Linked DNA regions of Homo sapiens: region 2 is linked to region 1. A link is a loop called in an ENCODE intact Hi-C map of the cell type or tissue named here. Cell type or tissue: GM12878. All regions are shown on one strand. Each heading gives the region's core, and the rest is flanking DNA. Links, peaks and the distances in the headings are about the cores only. Region 1 holds the start of LOC124901096 (a long non-coding RNA gene). Region 2 overlaps SPRY4-AS1 (SPRY4 antisense RNA 1).

Evidence for each region. A loop is a pair of places that touch in the nucleus more often than their neighbours do. Peaks named below come from ENCODE experiments on the same cell type or tissue, not always from the same donor. Only the 100,000 strongest peaks of a DNase experiment are listed, where the experiment ranks them.
Region 2: a loop joins it to region 1, with 2.2 times the contacts of the local background. A loop is called at or near these places in 8 of 110 quality-filtered maps.

What each region holds. Positions count from the first base shown.
Region 1 is chr5:142,160,328-142,169,020 of GRCh38, forward strand. All of the region lies in intron 2 of LOC107986455 (a long non-coding RNA gene), which reads right to left. LOC124901096 (a long non-coding RNA gene) reads left to right here and starts at 3,247. Exons shown (of 2, transcript XR_007058978.1): 1 at 3,247-3,636; 2 at 3,914-8,060. In GM12878, for the core only: no CTCF peak of the experiment used is centred there; no DNase peak of the experiment used is centred there; H3K27me3 peaks cover 160 bases.
Region 2 is chr5:142,415,564-142,424,256 of GRCh38, forward strand. The region is part of intron 3 of SPRY4-AS1 (SPRY4 antisense RNA 1); the gene reads left to right. Among named protein-coding and RNA genes, the nearest start is that of SPRY4-AS1, 95 kb to the left of the region's middle. In GM12878, for the core only: no CTCF peak of the experiment used is centred there; a DNase peak (open chromatin) is centred at 4,148.

The DNA of each region.
Region 1 (8,693 bases), core at 484-8,483:
GTATATACAAAGATTTGTACAAGACAGCCCCTGAACACAAGGAGGTTTTAGTCTGGGAGGAGATTGGTAGGAGACAAAGTGCTTTCCTGTCCAAGAAATCTTAATATGTAATGTTTTTCTGCTTCGTTTGCATAGTGATGGAAGAAGCTTTTTACACTTTTCAAGCTTGCTGCTAACTTAATTTTCACCAGAAGGGCACTTTTAAAGATGTTCGTAAAACCAAATGCCCTCAAAGGAGAGATTACTGCCACTTGAAGAGGCCACCCCCAAAAGGGCCAAAAGGATGGGGGAACATCTCAGGGTGCTATGTGGCCAGGACCTAGAAAACCAGCTGCCAAGGGGACTTGTGACTGTTAGCCTAGGGCTTGAGCCCTCGCTCCCCATTTACTGGCTGTGTAATCTTGGGTCATTTGCATGTCCTATCCAAGCTTTGGTTTTCTAATCTGTGTGCTGGAATATTTTCTCACAGGGCCATTTTTAGGGAGGTAAAGTGCCCAGCATCTAGCAAACAGCTCTTCACAGCTGATCAGCTATAGTATTGGGTCTAAGGGCAGGACATGAAAAGCCCAAACCTATAATTCAAACCGAGGGAATTCATTTCCTTTTCAGGACCGTATAGCTCTCATAAACCCTGCCTTTCCTCATTCCTTCTTTCCTAAATGTCATTAGGCCATCCCTGATAAATCAGATCATTCTTATCCTCCTAAATTCCTGCAGCCCAGATGAGAATATGATTTACTATTGCTTTTCTGGTAATATTATCATATGTTTATGTGGGAACTTATATACATGTTCATTTGATCTTCACAGATTACTATAAAAGGGATTATTTTGCGTTCTTTACCACCAAGCAACCAAAGCCTCCCTCCCCCGGCAAATAATTTTCCAACACTCACTAACATCAAAACACTCTACAGATTCAATAAACTTTGATTCTCATTTCCTTTCCTGAGTTCTATAGGCTGAAACTCTGGCCTCTTTTTTGCTTAGTCCATTTGTATTACATTACAAGACTTGCCGTATACTATCTTTGTATGGATTTAGGTATTCGAAGCAGCCTTTGAACTTCTTATCCTTTGCTTTGTTTCTTTCTGCACTGGCCTTACATTCTCTGCTCTTTTCCCTGCCCTTTCCATGTCTTCTTTGCCGCCCTCTCGACACCTCCCCCTTCCCCTACGTTTCCAGTGCTGCTTAGATCACTCTTGTTACTTCTCTGTCCTAAATTCCTACACAACTGTAGATAGGGCCATTTTCTCAGTGGCCGCTCTCCCTTTCCTTTCTCCAAATCTTAACCCTGGGCCATTTGAACCCTAGTTACTTCTTTTTTTTGTTTTGTTTTGGTTTTTTGGTTTGTTTGTTTTGAGACGAAGTCTCACTCTTGTCCCCAGGCTGGAGTGCAATGGCGTGATCTTGACTCACTGCAACCTCCGACTCCTGGGTTCACGTGGTTCTCCTGCCTCAGCCTCCCGAGTAGCTGGGATTACAGGCGCCTGCCACCGTGCCCGGCTAACTTTTGTATTTTTAGTAGAGATGGGGGTTTCACCATGTTGGTGAGGCTGGTCTCGAACTCCTGACCTCAGGTGATCTGCCCGCCTTGGCCTCCCAAAGTGCTAGGATTACAGGCGTGAGCTACCGCGCCCGGCCTAACCCTAGTTGCTTTCTATCTTCCCATTCCATCTAGCCGCATCCAACAAGAAAACCACATGCCTGCTTTCTCTTCCTGAAGCTCTCCAAGGAACGTTCCTGTATGCCCCTGGATAGATGGTTCCAGCCTGTGTCTGTGCCCCCCAACCCAGTCCTGCCAATCCAAGCCTGCCCAGATAGGGCCTGCCTGTTTTCCCCTTTATTGGGGGATCTGGGGAGCTTTTCACAGTGGTGGCATTTGTCACAGTGTTCACAGGCTCACCTCTTCATGCCCCTTCAGTACTAGTTTGGCTTGGCCATTAAACAGAAAGCATTGGGGTGTCCTCTGCTCTTTGTTCTCTCTCACTATATAGATCACCTCCAATGGCATCTGCATGAATCTATGACAACTCTCGGGCCTCCATGGAGAAGCACCTGGCTAGTCCCAAATTTCATAATCCTTCTGATGCTTCTGAATTACCTTCCACAAAACACTAGGATTCTATAAACTTTTAATTGGAATTTTATCTTTTAAAAACAGCCTTAATCATGTAATAAGATGTATTTTCAAATATGTGTTCAATTGTGTGGTTATTTGTGATCTCATTTACAGACATGAACAAATACTAAAACAATATATAAATAAATTTACTCAGAGTATTTGGGATCTCAGATTTTGTTTTACAAAAAGGGTTCTGCAGCTGAAAAAAAAATGGCTTGAAAACCACTGCCCTAAGTAAACACTCATCTCTTACTTTGCCTAAAACTGTTAGACCGTTATACATTTTTTTTCCTCCGTCAATCTTACAGGGGTTTCAAAATGCCCTGATTTTGCAAAACTTATGAGCACATCTAAAAAGTCACTTTCTAAGCCTACTATCTCCAAAAATCAACTGTTTGTTCTTTTTCAGACTTGTTTTTGTGAATTTATTATTTTTACATAGGTAGTACTAGCATACTGGCACAGCCCAGTGAGATGAGGTCTCTTAAGCCATTCTGTTTATATCAGATGTTAAATTTTTTAAATAGTCTTTGCTGCAGTGTAGATTATCTTGTCTTTTTCTGCTTTTCAGCTCGTTCTGACAAATGCCCCATGATGTTTTTGTTTTTGTTTTTTGAGACTGAGTTTCACTCTTGTTGCCCAGGCTGGAATGCAATGGTGCCTTCTCGGCTCACTGCAACCTCCACTTCCCTGGTTCAAGTGATTCTTCTGCCTCAGTCTCCCGTGTAGCTGGGATTATAGGCGCCCGTCACCACACTCGGCTAATTTTTATATGTTTAGTAGAGACGGAGCTTCACCATTTTGGCCAGGTTGGTCTCGAACTCCTGACCTCAAGCGATCCGCCCTCCTCGGCCTCCCCAAGTGCTGGGATTACAGGTGTGAGCCACCACAACTGGCCTCGATGATTTTTTTTTTTTTTTTTTTTGAGAAGGAGTTTCGCTCTGTCGTCCAGGCTGGAGTGCAGTGGCGCAATCTCGGCTCACTGCAAGCTCCGCCTCCCGAGTTCACGCCATTCTCCTGCCTCAGCCTCCTGAGTAGCTGGGACTACAGGCGCCCGCTACCACACTCGGCTAATTTTTTGTATTTTTAGTAGAGACGGGGTTTCACCGTGGTCTCAATCTCCTGACCTCGTGATCCGCCCGCCTCGGCGTCCCAAAGTGCTAGGATTACAGGCTTGAGCCACCGCGCCCAGCCGATGATGGTGTTTTTAAAGCCAACTTCTAATACCTCTTTTTTCCATTGCTTCATTGCCAAGAGGAATAATTAGACTGTTGCAACAATTATGACAAAGGCGTCCTATACCCTTGGTCTTCTTTCATCCATAGGGCATCCAGAAGAGACCTGGTTTCTCTGTTGATTGGAAGTTCACATCAAATTCCTTGACCCTGGGATTAAACCTACAGTAAACATGTGTATTTTTGTGTTGCAGATGCGTATCATAGATGGATAGTAATGAATACCATTTATTGAGCATTTATCATGTGCGAAGTACTCTGCTTTCTTCTTCACAGGTAGATTTAATCATCTCCCCAACCCTTTGAGGTAGGGAATACTGTGATCCTTGTTGTATATTTTTAAAAAAATGGAGACTCATGTTAACTGACTTGCCCCTTACCGTCCTTAAGTGGGGAGGCTGGGATTAATTTGGTTTGTGTTGTTAGAGCATGAACTCTTTAACAACAATAGAACACTCATCATCTTTCCTGTGTGTGCACCTGCTTCCATTTCTTTTTATTCTCCTGTCCCTTCTTGATCTACACTTTAACACATTCCTTTCTCTTCCCACAGGATTCCCTTTATTGAAGGTGGGAATGAGGGGGATTCTGGACTGCAGGCACAGGACATCTGCCCTCCCACAGCAGCCTGAGATGTTTTCTTCTTTGTGCATGTTCCCCATGAAGTGGGCTCATACCCCTCCATCAGTGTGCCTCCCCACCTCACCTGGAGCGTGGCTTCAGTGCCCCCACCGCCACCCCCAGCTTGTACTGCAGGGTTTTTTTTTATCCTTTCTCTAAGCCAGTGAGATAGGCACAGCTGATAGTATGAACCTTTCTAGCTAAGAGTCAGATCAAGTGCTGGACAGAGACATGACAAGTTCTCTCAATTAAGCAAAATGGTATCTCGAGACAGGATTTCAATTCTAATTTCATATTAATAGCTTACATTTATTCAACATTTATTGTGTTCAAGTGCTGCTACAGTCCTTTTCACGCAGAATCTTTTAACCCTCCAGAATTGAACAGCAACAGCGCTATTATCCCTATTTTACACTAAAGGAGCTGGCTCCCAGAGAGGTCAGGTCACCCGGTGGACGGAGCAAGAATCCAAATCAAGGCATTCTTGACCACTAACCAATACTTCTCCCCCTACCATCATCCCTGCCCCCACCCCTTTTTATTTTACAAAGTTAACCCGTGTTTATTATGGAACATCTTAACTCTGATTTTTAGAAATCTGCCTTCTGTCAATAGCGCAAAATAGAGTGTTTCATTAGCCTCTTAAAATGCCAGCAATTGTAATGTATACAGATGTGAACCTTCATGGGAAGAGCGTGTCTTTATGTTAGAGAAGAGTGAGTAAAGCTGCCCAGTTGAGGTCATATATATTGACTTATCTGCAGGAAATATTCATTTAGATTTGAGAAGTTATGATTGTTATCAGTCTCATCCTTTAAATTTAACTTTTATTTTTTATACTCAATATTTAGATCAAAATCTGTTGCAAATCTGAAAGGAAGCTATAATCATTTACTGTTATCAATATACCTTTCTAGTAGCCTTATACATAAATGCTCGAATCTAGTCCTTCTCACACTTTAATATGCCTACAAACTACCTGGGAAGCTTAATAAAATGCAGGTAATAGTTTAGGAGGTCTAGGCTGGGGCTTGTGATTCTGCATTTGTAAAAACTTCCCAGGTGATGACCAAACTGCCTGGCCAGAATCAAATTTTCATGAGCAAGTCTCTAATCCACATTAATATTCAAGAAAAAAAAATTAAATTCAAAAGTACAACTTTACAGCCTGGGCCTGATGGCTCACATCTGTAATCCCAGCACTTTGGGAGGCCGAGGTGGGCAGATCACCTGAGGTCAGGAGTTCGAAACCAGCCCGGCCAACATGGTGAAACCCCATCTCTACTAAAAATACAAAAATTAGTTGGGCATGGTGGCACACGTTTGTAGTCCCAGCTACTTGGGAAGCTCAGGCAGGAGAAACTTGAACCCAGGAGGTAGAGTTCGCAGTGAGTAGAGATCACACTGCTGCACTCCAAAGTGAGACTCCATCTCAAAAAAAAAAAAAAAAAAGTAGAACTTTACAAACACTACAGTGCATTTTCTAGAAAATTTTTTCTAGGCCGGGCGCGGTGGCTCACGCCTGTAATCCCAGCACTTTGGGAGGCAGAGGTGGGTGGATCACGAGGTCAGGAGATCAAGACCATCCTGGCTAACACGGTGAAACCCCGTCTCTACTAAAAATACAAAAAAAATTAGCCGGGCGTAGTGGCGGGAGCCTGTAGTCCCAGCTACTCAGGATGCTGAAGCAGAAGAATGGCCTGAACCCGGCAGGCAGAGCTTGCAGTGAGCCGAGATTGTGCCACTGCACTCCAGCCTGGGCGACAGAGCCAGACTCCGACTCAAAAAAAAAAAAAAAAGAAAAAGAAAAATTTTTCTAAATCTCCATTGTTAAGAGATCACTGTGAGGTAGGGTAGGGAGTGTGGGGAAAGATTGGGGCCCCCAGGTTTGAAGATCAGCTTGGTCTTGCCTGTGTGCATGTATCTGATAAAATGCAGGAAAAGTTTGTCTCTTCCCCACCCTCACTTCCACCCACTGTGAGGCTTGCTCATGTCCAGATTGGGCTCAGGATGGCAGTTGTGGATGCTCAGAGCACAAAAGGCTTCTTGTTTGCCCAAGGGCCTATCAGTGTTTAAATAGAACTGGCGGAAGCACAAGCACACCGTATCAGCAGCTTATCAGGGACCATGGTTTTCCACGTACATTTGCTAGGCACTTCAGTTTACCCAACTCCATCAGCACTGAGTTAAATTGCAAGGTTGGGCTGTACTACGCTGAGCCAGGGCAGGGAGAACAAGCCAGTTACTGGGGATGAGGGTGTCGGGGGGGCCCTCAAGACCTTATTTGCATTCTGCCCACATAGAGAATAAAGCTGTGATAGCCTGTGTACTAAGAGGCACCCAAAGAGAACCAGTCAGTCTTAGGAATGCACCCGGAAGGTGGGATGAGTCCAGGCCTCCCTATGGTGGAAGTAGTTGGAGATACCTCTTGTTACCCTGGTTTTCCATCTTAGTTTACCAGGTGTATAGTCAGTGCGGGTTATGGTTAAAGGAGGTGTCAATTGGGGGCCTGTTAATGTCTTAAAATTGTATGCAATTTTGGGGTTTGCAAATGCGTCTGCGTGCATATTTCTCTGGCAGCTGACCTATGAATCAAAGGACTAAATGTTCTTGTACTATTCGGGCTGCATCTTCTTTGAGGGTAATCTTCAGGGCAGATACATGGGTAGCCTACTTTAGAAATGAGGCCTTTGCAATTATAATCACTCCTACTTTCTAAGCACTTGCTATATGCCAGGTGCTGTGCTAAATGCTTTATAAATGTTATCACATTTAATTCTCAGAAAATCTTATGAGATAGGAATTTTTATTTCTAAAAGAGTTATAATTTGCCCATGATCACAGAGCTAAGTAAATGATAGAGCTATGATCGGAACTTCAACTTTCTGATTCCATGTCTGTTAGCACTGTGGAAGGCTGTCTTTGGCATTTTAATATACTTATCAAGTGTTTCATATACATTGGTTAATTTGTCCAACTGCCACAGAGTGGGATGGGTGGCTCTTTTTCCTAAACTGTAGCCATCTTTTCCCCAAAGTGTAGCCTTCATGAATTTTGCCCTATTTATATATCACCTATGCTATTAAGTTACCTACCATTTAAAATTTTTAATTAAATGTGTTATTTCTTACCCTCATTCCTAAATAATAGCCATGGAAAAACCATTGATGTGCTAATTTTTTTCTTGAATCCACACTAAAATAACTACATAACCATTAAAATGAAAAATGCATTAGCCAGGTGTGGTGGTGCGTGCCTGTAGCCTCAGCTACTCGGGTGGCAGAGGAGAAGAATCGCTTGAACCTGGAAGGCGGAGGTTGCAGTGAGCCGAGATTTGCACCGCTGTACTCCAGCCTGGGCAACAGAGGGAGACTTCATCTCAAAAAAAAAAAAAAAAAAAGCTATGTTTTAATACTACTTAATATCATGTAGAGTGCCATCAGTGTATTGGTGCCATGCTTTAAAAAACCCTAATATGTGATTTAAAGACTACATGTCTATATTGCAGCAGAATTGTGGGTAAACTAAAATACCCCCTCATGCCACCCACCCCAGACAGCCCTTCTGGCACAGGGACAGGCTAGGGTCATGGAGAGTGGTGCTAAGAGCATCAGAGAGGAGGCTGGGTTTGACTCCAGGGAAGGCACTCTTATGGTGGAGGCCATGCCCTGTATCTTTCAGGACCTGTTTTAGTTGCTCTAATGAGGCAATGATGCCAAGAAAAAGAATGTTGCTTAGCCCTCCTTGAGGGGGTTGAAGGATTCCAGCGACTGGGGCAAGAATCTGTGTTCTGTGTGCTCTTGCTGAAAGGATATTGCTGGGATATTGAGGGTTGTGGATGAAGTAACCTTCCAGGGGCAGAATTGTGCAGTAAGGTCCCTCAGCCTAGGATGAAAAAGGCCTCTAACGAAAAGCCCACTTGTTCATGTTTCCGTTTTAACTAAATGTTCCTCTCTAAATTCCATACCCTCTGGGGCATAAGCTGAAGGAAAATTTGGAATCTTATTATCTGAAATTGTACGTGCATTTGACCTATATTGCTATGTCTTTAATAAAAGCATCTGAGGAATAGTTCCTAATTTATTGACTCTCGGTTACTCCAAAATATGCCAAGACCCTCAGTAACGAAGCATCCTCATTATCCTCCCCAATAAAATTGCATTTTACATATTAAACTTTTTAATCTTGGACCTTAACCAACTTTATAATTTGACAATCCCTCTAACCAGCAAGTTAGATAAAGAAGAGCAACATACTCATGCTCTGGAGAATGTAATCCTGGAGTCTGTCTTCTTTCACTTGCCTGGGTAAATCAGAGAGGGGGAAAGGTTATTTTTGAGCACCAGCTGTAGTAGGATCTCTCTGATTAGGGCCACCTGTATCAGAAAAGTGACATTTGTCTGCTGCGCAGCTGAGCTGGTGTCTTGATAGTCCCAGAGACAGCTATTGCCTCCCTATAGTCTGTTACTATTTCACTAAGAAAAAAAAAAGAAAAGAAAAAGGAAAAAAAAGGCTGCTTTTGGACTGGGCTGGGTGGGCTGGGCTGGGCATTTAGCATTCCGACTGTCCTCATCCTTGTGTTCAGCAGTGGCTGACCCGTGACACTCTTCTGGGGACTGCAATAGTGTGGTCCAGAAAACAAAATTCTGATGCAGTTCTAATCTTCCTCTATTGTCAGGTGCAGTTCTAATCTTCCTCTATTGTCAGGAATG
Region 2 (8,693 bases), core at 429-8,428, 260 kb after region 1:
CATATTGAATTAGATATTTTATTATAAACTCATTTCCTTTCACTTCTTTATAATTCAATTATGGCATTAAATTAATTTTTTATCGTGTGTAGCTGGTTATATATTAGCAACATGATGAGATTAAAAACATTGAGCTGAGTGAAAAAAGATTGGAATGACATCTATAAAATACCACTTATTAAAATATTAGCATTTTATAATTAAAAGTTTTGGAAACCTACATACATATTAACTATACACATCTTACAAGAACACGTAGGGAAAGATGCACATTACACACATTAGGATAGCTGCCTGAGGGAAGAAGAAAATGGGAGTAGGGAATGAGTTAGAACAGGAGATAATGACATCACAGGAGAGCAGCCTTGCTCAGCCCATCAAGGAGTAGACTTCATCCCCTGCCCTGGAGCTCGGTTAAAAAAGAAAATATTTTGGCTAGGCACGGTGGCTCACTCCTGTAATCCCAGCACTTTGGGAGGCTGAGGCGGGTGGATCACGAGGTCAGGAGATCGAGACCATCCTGGCTAACAGTGAAACCCCGTGTCTACTAAAAAATACAAAAAATTAGTCGGGCGTGGTGGTGGGCGCCTGTAGTCCCAGCTACTTGGGAGGCTGAGGCAGGAGAATGACGTGAACCTGGGAGGCGGAGCTTGCAGTGAGCTGAGATCGCGCCACTGCACTCCAGCCCGGGTGACAGAGCGAGACTCTGCCTCAAAAAAAAAAAAAAAAGTGTGTGTACATATATGTATTTTTAAATATTATTAAATTTAATTATATATTTTATATAAAATATAATTTTATACAATATAATATATATTTTATATAAAATATAATTTTATACAATATAATATATATTTTATATAAAATATAATTTTATACAATATAATATATATTTTATATAAAATATAATTTTATATAATATAATATATATTTTATATATATATAAAATTGCTGTAGTCCTAGCAACTTGGGAGGGTGAGGTGGGGGAAAAATGGCTTAAGCCTGGGAAGTCAAGTCTGCAATGAGTTGTGATTGTGCCACTGCACTCTAGCCCGAGTGACAGAGCGAGACCCTGTCTCAAAAAAATAATAGTAATAAATAAAGTTACATACCTAGGAAGGTGAAAGCAGCAGGCAGCCTCATAGGCAGGGCAGGAGGAGGAGGACCTAGGCATTGCTCTGCAACACTCCCAATATCACCAAGGGGCAGAGCAAGAGAAAAGCGAGCAAACAGACTTGTATATAAGTATTCATAGCAGCTTTGTCATAGCCAAGACCCATAAACAACACAAATGTCCACTTGCGGATGAATGGGTAAACAAATTGTGATATATCCAAAATGCCCCAGGGTGGTATTTCCCCTCCGAGAACCCAAAATCCAAATTTCTTTTGAAAATTATTTTATTTTTATTTTTATTTTTTTGAGATGGAGTTTCTCTCTTATTGCCCAGGCCGGAGTGCAATGGCGTGATCTTGGCTCACCGAAACCTCCACTTCCCTGGTTCAAGTGATTCTCCTTCCTCATACTCCCAAGTAGCTGAGATTACAGGCATGTGCCACCACACCCAGCTAATTTTGTTTTTTTAGTAGAGACAGGGTTTCACCATGTTGGTCAGGCTTGTCTTGAACTCTTGACCTCAGGTGATCTGCCTGCCTCGGCCTCCCAAAGTGCTGGGATTACAGGTGTGAGCCACTGTGCCCGGCCTTTTTTTTTTTTTCTTTTTTCTTTTTTTTTTTTTTCTGAGACGGAGTCTCGCTGTATTGTGGAGGCCAGAGTGCGGTGGCACGATCTTGGCTAACTACAACCACTGCCTCCTGGGTTCAAGCGATTCTCCTGCCTCAGCCTCACAAGTAGCTGGGATTACAGGTGTGCCCCACCATGCCCGGCTAATTTTTGTATTTTTAGTAGAGATTGGGTTTTGACATGTTGGCCAGGCTGGTCTTGAACTCCTGACTTCAAGTGGTCTACCTGCCTCGGCCACCCAAAGTGCTGGAATTGCACCTGTGAGCCACTGCACCTGGCCTTCTTCATAGATTTTTTTTTTTTGAGACGGAGTTTCATTCTTGTTGCCCAGGCTACAGTGCAATGGTGTAATCTGGGCTCACTGCAACCTCTGCCCCCCTGGGTTCAAGTGATTCTCCTGTCTCAGCCTCCTGAGTAGCTGGGATTACAGGCACCTGCCACTACGCCTGGCTAATTTTTGGTATTTTTAGTAGAGACAGGGTTTCACCATGTGGGCCAGGCTAGTCTCGAACTCCTGATCGTGATCCACCCACTTCCACCTCCCAAAGTGCTGGCATTACAGGCATGAACCACTGTGCCTGGCCAGATTTTTAAGTGTATGATATGGTATTGCTATCTATAGGTACAGTGTGATACAGCAGATCTCTAGGACTTAATCTTGCATAATTGAAACTTTATACTGTACCCATTGATTAGCGACTACAAATTTCCCTTTTGCCCCAGCCCCTGGTAACCCCATTCTCCTCTGATTCCATGAGTTCAGCAATTTTAGATCTCTCCTATAAATAGAATCATGCAGTATTTGTCCTTCTCTGACGGGCTTATTTCACTTGGCACAGTGTCCTTCAAGTTCATCCATGTTGTCATGTATTGCAGGGTTTTCTTCTCTTTTTAAGGCTGAATAGTATTCTGTTATATGTATATACCACATTTTAAAAATCATTCATCTTTGGATGACATTTAGGTTGTTTCCAAATCTTACCTATTGTGAATAAGTGCTGTAATGAACATGGAGTGCAGTTAGCTCTTTCACATCCTAATTTTAATTATTTTAAATAAATAACCAGAAGTGGGATTGCTGGATCATGTAGTAGTCCTATTTTTAATTTTTTAAGGAATTTCCGTACTTTTTTCCATAGTAGTTCCACCATTTTGTACTCTTACTAATAGTGTACCAAGGTTCCAATTTCTCCACATCCTCATCAATGCTTGTTGTCTTTTACAATTTATTTTTGTTTTCTTAAATAATAGCCATCCTGACAGGCTTTTAGTAGTATCTCATTGTGGTTTCATTTTGCATTTCCCTGATGATTAGTGATGTTGAGCATGTTTTCATACACCTGTTGGCCATTCATATGTTTCCTTTGGCAAAACATCTATTTGAGTCCTTTGCCCCCTTTTTTTTTTTTTTTTTGTAGAGATGGGGTCTTGCAATGTTGCACAGGCTGGTCTTGTGTATATACATTTATGTTGACCTTTTATTCCTCGTAGTAACCTTATGAAATAGATACTAATTATTATCTATTTTTAGATGAGGAAAATGGGACATGAAGAGGTTAAATAGGTTGTTAAAAATCACATGCAGGTAAATGGCAGAACTGAGGTTTATAAACCTAGATGGTCTGGTTTTGGAGTTCCTGCTCCTAACTGTTGCACCATATTGCCTCCCAACGTTTAAAAATTAGGAGCTTTCAGCTGGGCGCAGTGGCTCATGCCTGTAATCCCAGCACTTTGGGAGACTGAGGCGGGTGGATCACCTGAGGTCAGGAGTTTGAAACCAGCCTGAACAACATGGTGAAACCCTGTCTCTACTAAAAATACAAAAATTAGCTGGCTGTTGTGGCATCTGCCTGTAATCCCAGCTATAAAAGAGACTGAGGCAGGAGAATTGCTTGAACCCAGGAGGCGGAGGTTGCAGGAAGCTGAGATCGCACCATTTGCACTCCAGCCTGGGCAACAAGAGCGAAACTCCATCTCAAAAATAAATAAATAAATAAAAATTAGGAGATTTCCTGTCAAACCGTGGAGAGCTGGCTTCTCTTGAAAAATCAGAAAAAGAGAGGACACTGGGCCATATCCCCTGAGGTCACAATTGGCTCGTGCTGCATCAGGCCAGTCCCTTAGCGAGGTGGTGTTCTCTGGCTCACCCCCAGCCCCACCAGTCCCCCACTTCCCTGACTCTGAGTTCCTGTTCACTTGACCCAGTTCCTACACTCGTTTGTACCAACAGACACTTTAGTCTTCAACCCCTGGGTTAAGGTTGTATGATAATATTTATAGATATGAATATTTATACAAAGAATATTTATGCAAGCACCAGGCACTTTTGTTCTGAGAGAGGAAGTGTTTTCTTCCCCATTTTATGTGTGAGTAACTGAAGCATGGTGAGGGCCCGTACTCGCATGAGTAACAGAGACAGGGTTTGAACTGTGCAGTGCTTTCAGCTGTATTATCTCCCCTTCCTTTGTGGTCTGGGGGTTCCTGCATCCTGTTAAAGATTCTAGGCTGGGCGTGGTGGTTCACACCTGTAATCCCAGCACTTTGGGAGGCCGAGGTGGGCAGATCACCTGAGGTCAGGAGTTCAAGACCAGCCTGGCCACATAGTGAAACCCCATCTCTACTAAAAATGCGAAACTAAGCTGAGCATGGTGGTGTGCACCTGTAATCCCAGCTACTCGGGAGGCTGAGGCAGGAGAATCACTTGAAACTGGGAGCAGAGGTTGCAGTTAGCCGAGAGTGCACCACTGCACTCCAGCCTGGGGAACAGAGTGAGACTCTGTCTCAAAAAAAAAAAAAAAAAAAAAGATTCTAGGGGTAAAGTTGATCATTAGAGCAGATGAAATTTCGGTACTGAAGGAACCACATGTGAAGAAGCCGTACGAACAGCTCACTTCTGTTTTTGTCTATGCACTGAGTAGATTCTAGCCTTAGAGAGCATAGTCAGCTCTCTAGAACTATTTATTGAATGAAAAATAGACCAGGAAGAGTCACCTGTTGAGAGTCTCATAAAGAGGAGAGAAATCTGACAAAATTTCAAACAGCGAATCAGTACCTAGTAGAAATTAAAAAATTTTATTTACTGAATTTTTTTTAATAACTGGAGGAAATGCCCTGTTTGTTTTTTTTTTCTAGCTAGTATTAAGGATTTTTTGTTTTTGTAAGAAAATGATACAATTCTGGCCCATTTCTCAAGCAAGTTTATTTTAAAATTCCCACAATTCTCTTTAAGTGTTTTGGGAGTTGGAGCAAGTGATAACAAAAGCAGCTGAGAAATGAGGCTTTGGCCTGGTTATTGTCTAACCAGGTGGGTTGAGGTCCCTGAACTTTAAGAAGCTTTTGTGCTTCCAGCTGTACCAGGGGGATTAGTGGCTTAGTCCTACCTCATGGGAGCACATTTTATTGTTACTTCTCATAGAGCTGAAACCATAATGTTATGGTTTTTTATACAGCACCATCTGCTTCAGGCTCTCGACATGCTTAGAGTGTTTCCCCTCACTCCCCCTTCAAGTTTCTCCCTCCACATAAGTTCAGTATCTGGAAGAGTGAATTCACTTTGGGCATAGCAACAGATGTGCATGGTAATATGTAAAATGCAGTCGGTTAGTTACCAATCAGTCATGTGGTCATCAAATGTTTAATGCAGACAAGGCAGTGTGCTAGACTGCTGTGATGGAAACAAAGTTAAGTAAAATGTGGTTTTTGCTTTACGGGACCTAGTGGGGGCATATTATACAAAGACATACAAAAGGTTTAATAGCTGTAGGAAATAAAAAAGTTAATGAACATAAGTAGAAGAGAGTATATGCAGCTCATCATTAATTTCCAAATGAAGGCTGCAGTTGTTAAGTGCTATAGGAAGTCAGTGTTCTCTTTGATAAAGTTCCTTCTTGAGAAGCAAAGTCCAGAATGAATGTGCACAATGCAATTAGAGGGACACTTTGACAGGAACAAAGCTGCTTGTGTAAATGCAAGGTCTCTCTTCAGCATGGTCCGGAAATTCATTCTGTAACAAAGAACTGTAATTCCAAGTCAATGACACCTTCTAAATCCTCTCAGACTATGCCCAAAATTATAGAGAAGGAATGGCGAGTCAATTCCGTTCAGTCAGAACTGGATAGCTGTGTACTTTGCTCAAATGCCTGGGATCTAATGGAGATGGGACAGCAGCCAGGAGATAAAGCAAGTCAATACAGGCCTGGGAGAACTCTGATGCTGGAGCAGATAATGAGGAAGGGGCCAGGATTTGAAAGCGTGACCTCTAAGTCTTCCTGTGTAATGAACGGAATATAATGGAGGGCTGAGATCTGAGACCCTAGTGCACCTGTGTCTGTGGCTACCTGGTCAACAGCCTGGCTTTATCCCTAGATAACTTGGATGAGTGCTGTGGGAACTTGACAACCTTCAGGCTACCATTACTGCTTACTGAAAAGAGTAGAAGGCAAGAAATTTCCTCTAAAGGAAATAGGTGTGGGGCTTCGTGGTTAAGAACTTGAACTTTCATGTCAGGACCTAGCTTCCCCACTCACCAGCTGTGTGGCCTTGAGCAAGTCACTTACCCTTTCTGAGTCTCAGATTTATCACCTGAAAAATGGGAGAAAAAATGATATTACCTACCCTGTTGTGTTATTGTAAGGGTTAAGTAAGACAAGGGATTCAAAAGGCACTTAGCAGTGTATATGGCTCATGTGAGATCACAATAAATTATATGTTATTGTTATTAAAGATGATGAGGCAGGAGGATTGCTTGAGGCTAGGAGTTAGAGACCAACCTGGGCCCTCAGCTAAAAAAAAAAAAAAAAAAAAAAAAAAAATTAGCTGGGTGTGGCAGTACATACCTGTAAGTCCTAGCTAGTGGGGAGACTGAGGTGGAAGGATCCCTTGAGCCCAGGAGTTTGAGGTTACACTGAGCTAAGATTGCACTGCTGCACTCTAGCCTGGGCAACAGAGCAAGACCCTATTCCTCAAAAAAAAAAAAAAAAAAGAGTCATGAGGATAAATATTTTTAAATTACTATTTCCTTGTAGAAGTTCAGGAACTGGCTTAGAGACAAAGCAGGAATTATTCCACTCTTCCCCTAGGTTCTCCATGAGCAACCTTTGAGAAGATAGCTAACTCATGTTAGTGTTATAGTAACTCATGGTAGAGGGTGGGATGAGGTTTTATAGCAGGGCCCTCACTTCTAAAATCCAAACTTACATAAAGCTAAAAGGGCAGCTCTCTGAAGGCATAGGTGCAAGACTGCTGCTGAGGGACCAGAATATTTTTATTTCTCTCCCCTTAGAAAATCTTAGAGCAGTGCTTCTTAAGCTCTGACATGCAGATGAGTCAGAGCTTAAGAAGCACTGCTCTAAGACATGAACCTGAGATTCTGCACTTCTAACAAGCTCCCAGATGATGCCAATGCTACTGGCCCTCAGACTACATTTTAAGTAGCAAAGTCCTAAAAGGCCTTGGGTCATTTAGTCTAGTGGCATGACTGAACCCTCTCTATGACTTTCCTGAAAATGCTAATTCAGTTTTTTATTGAAAACCTGCAGTGATGACAAGCTCCCTACATGCCAGGCAGCCTTTTCTGTTTCCAGATGGCAGGCATGATAGGAAGTCTTTTTACTGAGCCGATGCTCACCTCCATATGACACCCATCCATTGGTTCTGGTTTATGACTTTGGCAAGGGGTGGGCGTTACACAGGTGATGCCTAATCCCGAGGCTCTGAACGCTGGTTTTGGTCTTCTACGGGGGTTGTCTGTGGATGGGCTTTGGCAGTGGTGGTGGAGGGGCAGCAATCCCCTAAAAATGTTTGTAGAATTTGGTTTCCATGTACAATTCCCTGCGGAGAGTTCCCATAGCTTTCAACAGTTTTTCAAGAGAGTCTGTTGGCTGTAGAAGATTAAAAAGCATTGGATTCCTCATGGAATGCCATATCCCTCACAGATCTTCTGTTTGGAAGGCTAGACCTTCTCAAGTTTTTGGATCTCTTGTTTATCTGAGTCTCTCTTTTTTTTTTTTTTTTTTGAGACGGAGTCTCGCACTGTCACCTGGGCTGGAATGCAGTGGCACGATCTCGGCTCACTGCAACCTCCGCCTCCTGGGTTCAAGCAATTCTCCTGCCTCAGCCTCCCAAGTAGCTGGGATTATAGGTGCCCACCACCATGCCCAGCTAATTTTTTGTATTTTTAGTAGAGATGGGGTTTCATTATATTGGCCAGGCTGGTCTCAAACTCCTTACCTCATGATCCACCCGCCACCTCGGCTTCCCAAAGTGCTGGGATTACAGGCGTGAGCCATCGCGCCTGGCCCTGAGTCTCTTTTATTTATTTATTTTTACATAAGTCTCCATGGAACATGGTTTCAGGGATCCTCGTAATCCTGATAGTTTTTCCTAGTATGTCTGTATCCCTCTAATTTTGGTACCCAGAATCATGTACAAGCTAAAAAGCCACCTGACCAGCAGGAAGGGTAAGCTGTCTGTCTTTCATTTGACCCGAGGCTTCTTTCAGTTCTTCCTAAAAGTGTAATATCTGCTTTGGAAACCTTGGTACACTTAATAGTGCTGTCAGTTTGGAATGTTTATGTTGCAGATTAAAAAAAAAATTTAAACAGAATTCGTTGGTGTATTTACAGGGCTGGGGGCAGCAGGGTAGCAGTGTCTTCAGGTGAGACTTAATCCAAAGGCTCAGATTCCTTTATCAAAGATCCAGCTTTCTTTTTCCTTCTTTCTTTTTGAGACAGGGTCTCACTCCATCACCCAATCACCCAGGCTGGAGTGCAGTAGCAAAATCTTGGCTCACTGCAGTCTCCATCTCCCAGGCTCAAGTGATCCTCCTGCTTCAGCCTCCCGAGTAGCTGGGACTACGGGTACATGCTACCATGCTTGGCTAATGTTCTTGATTTTTTTTTTTTTTAAGAGTTAAAGTCTCATTACATTGCCCGGGGTGGTCTAGATCTCCT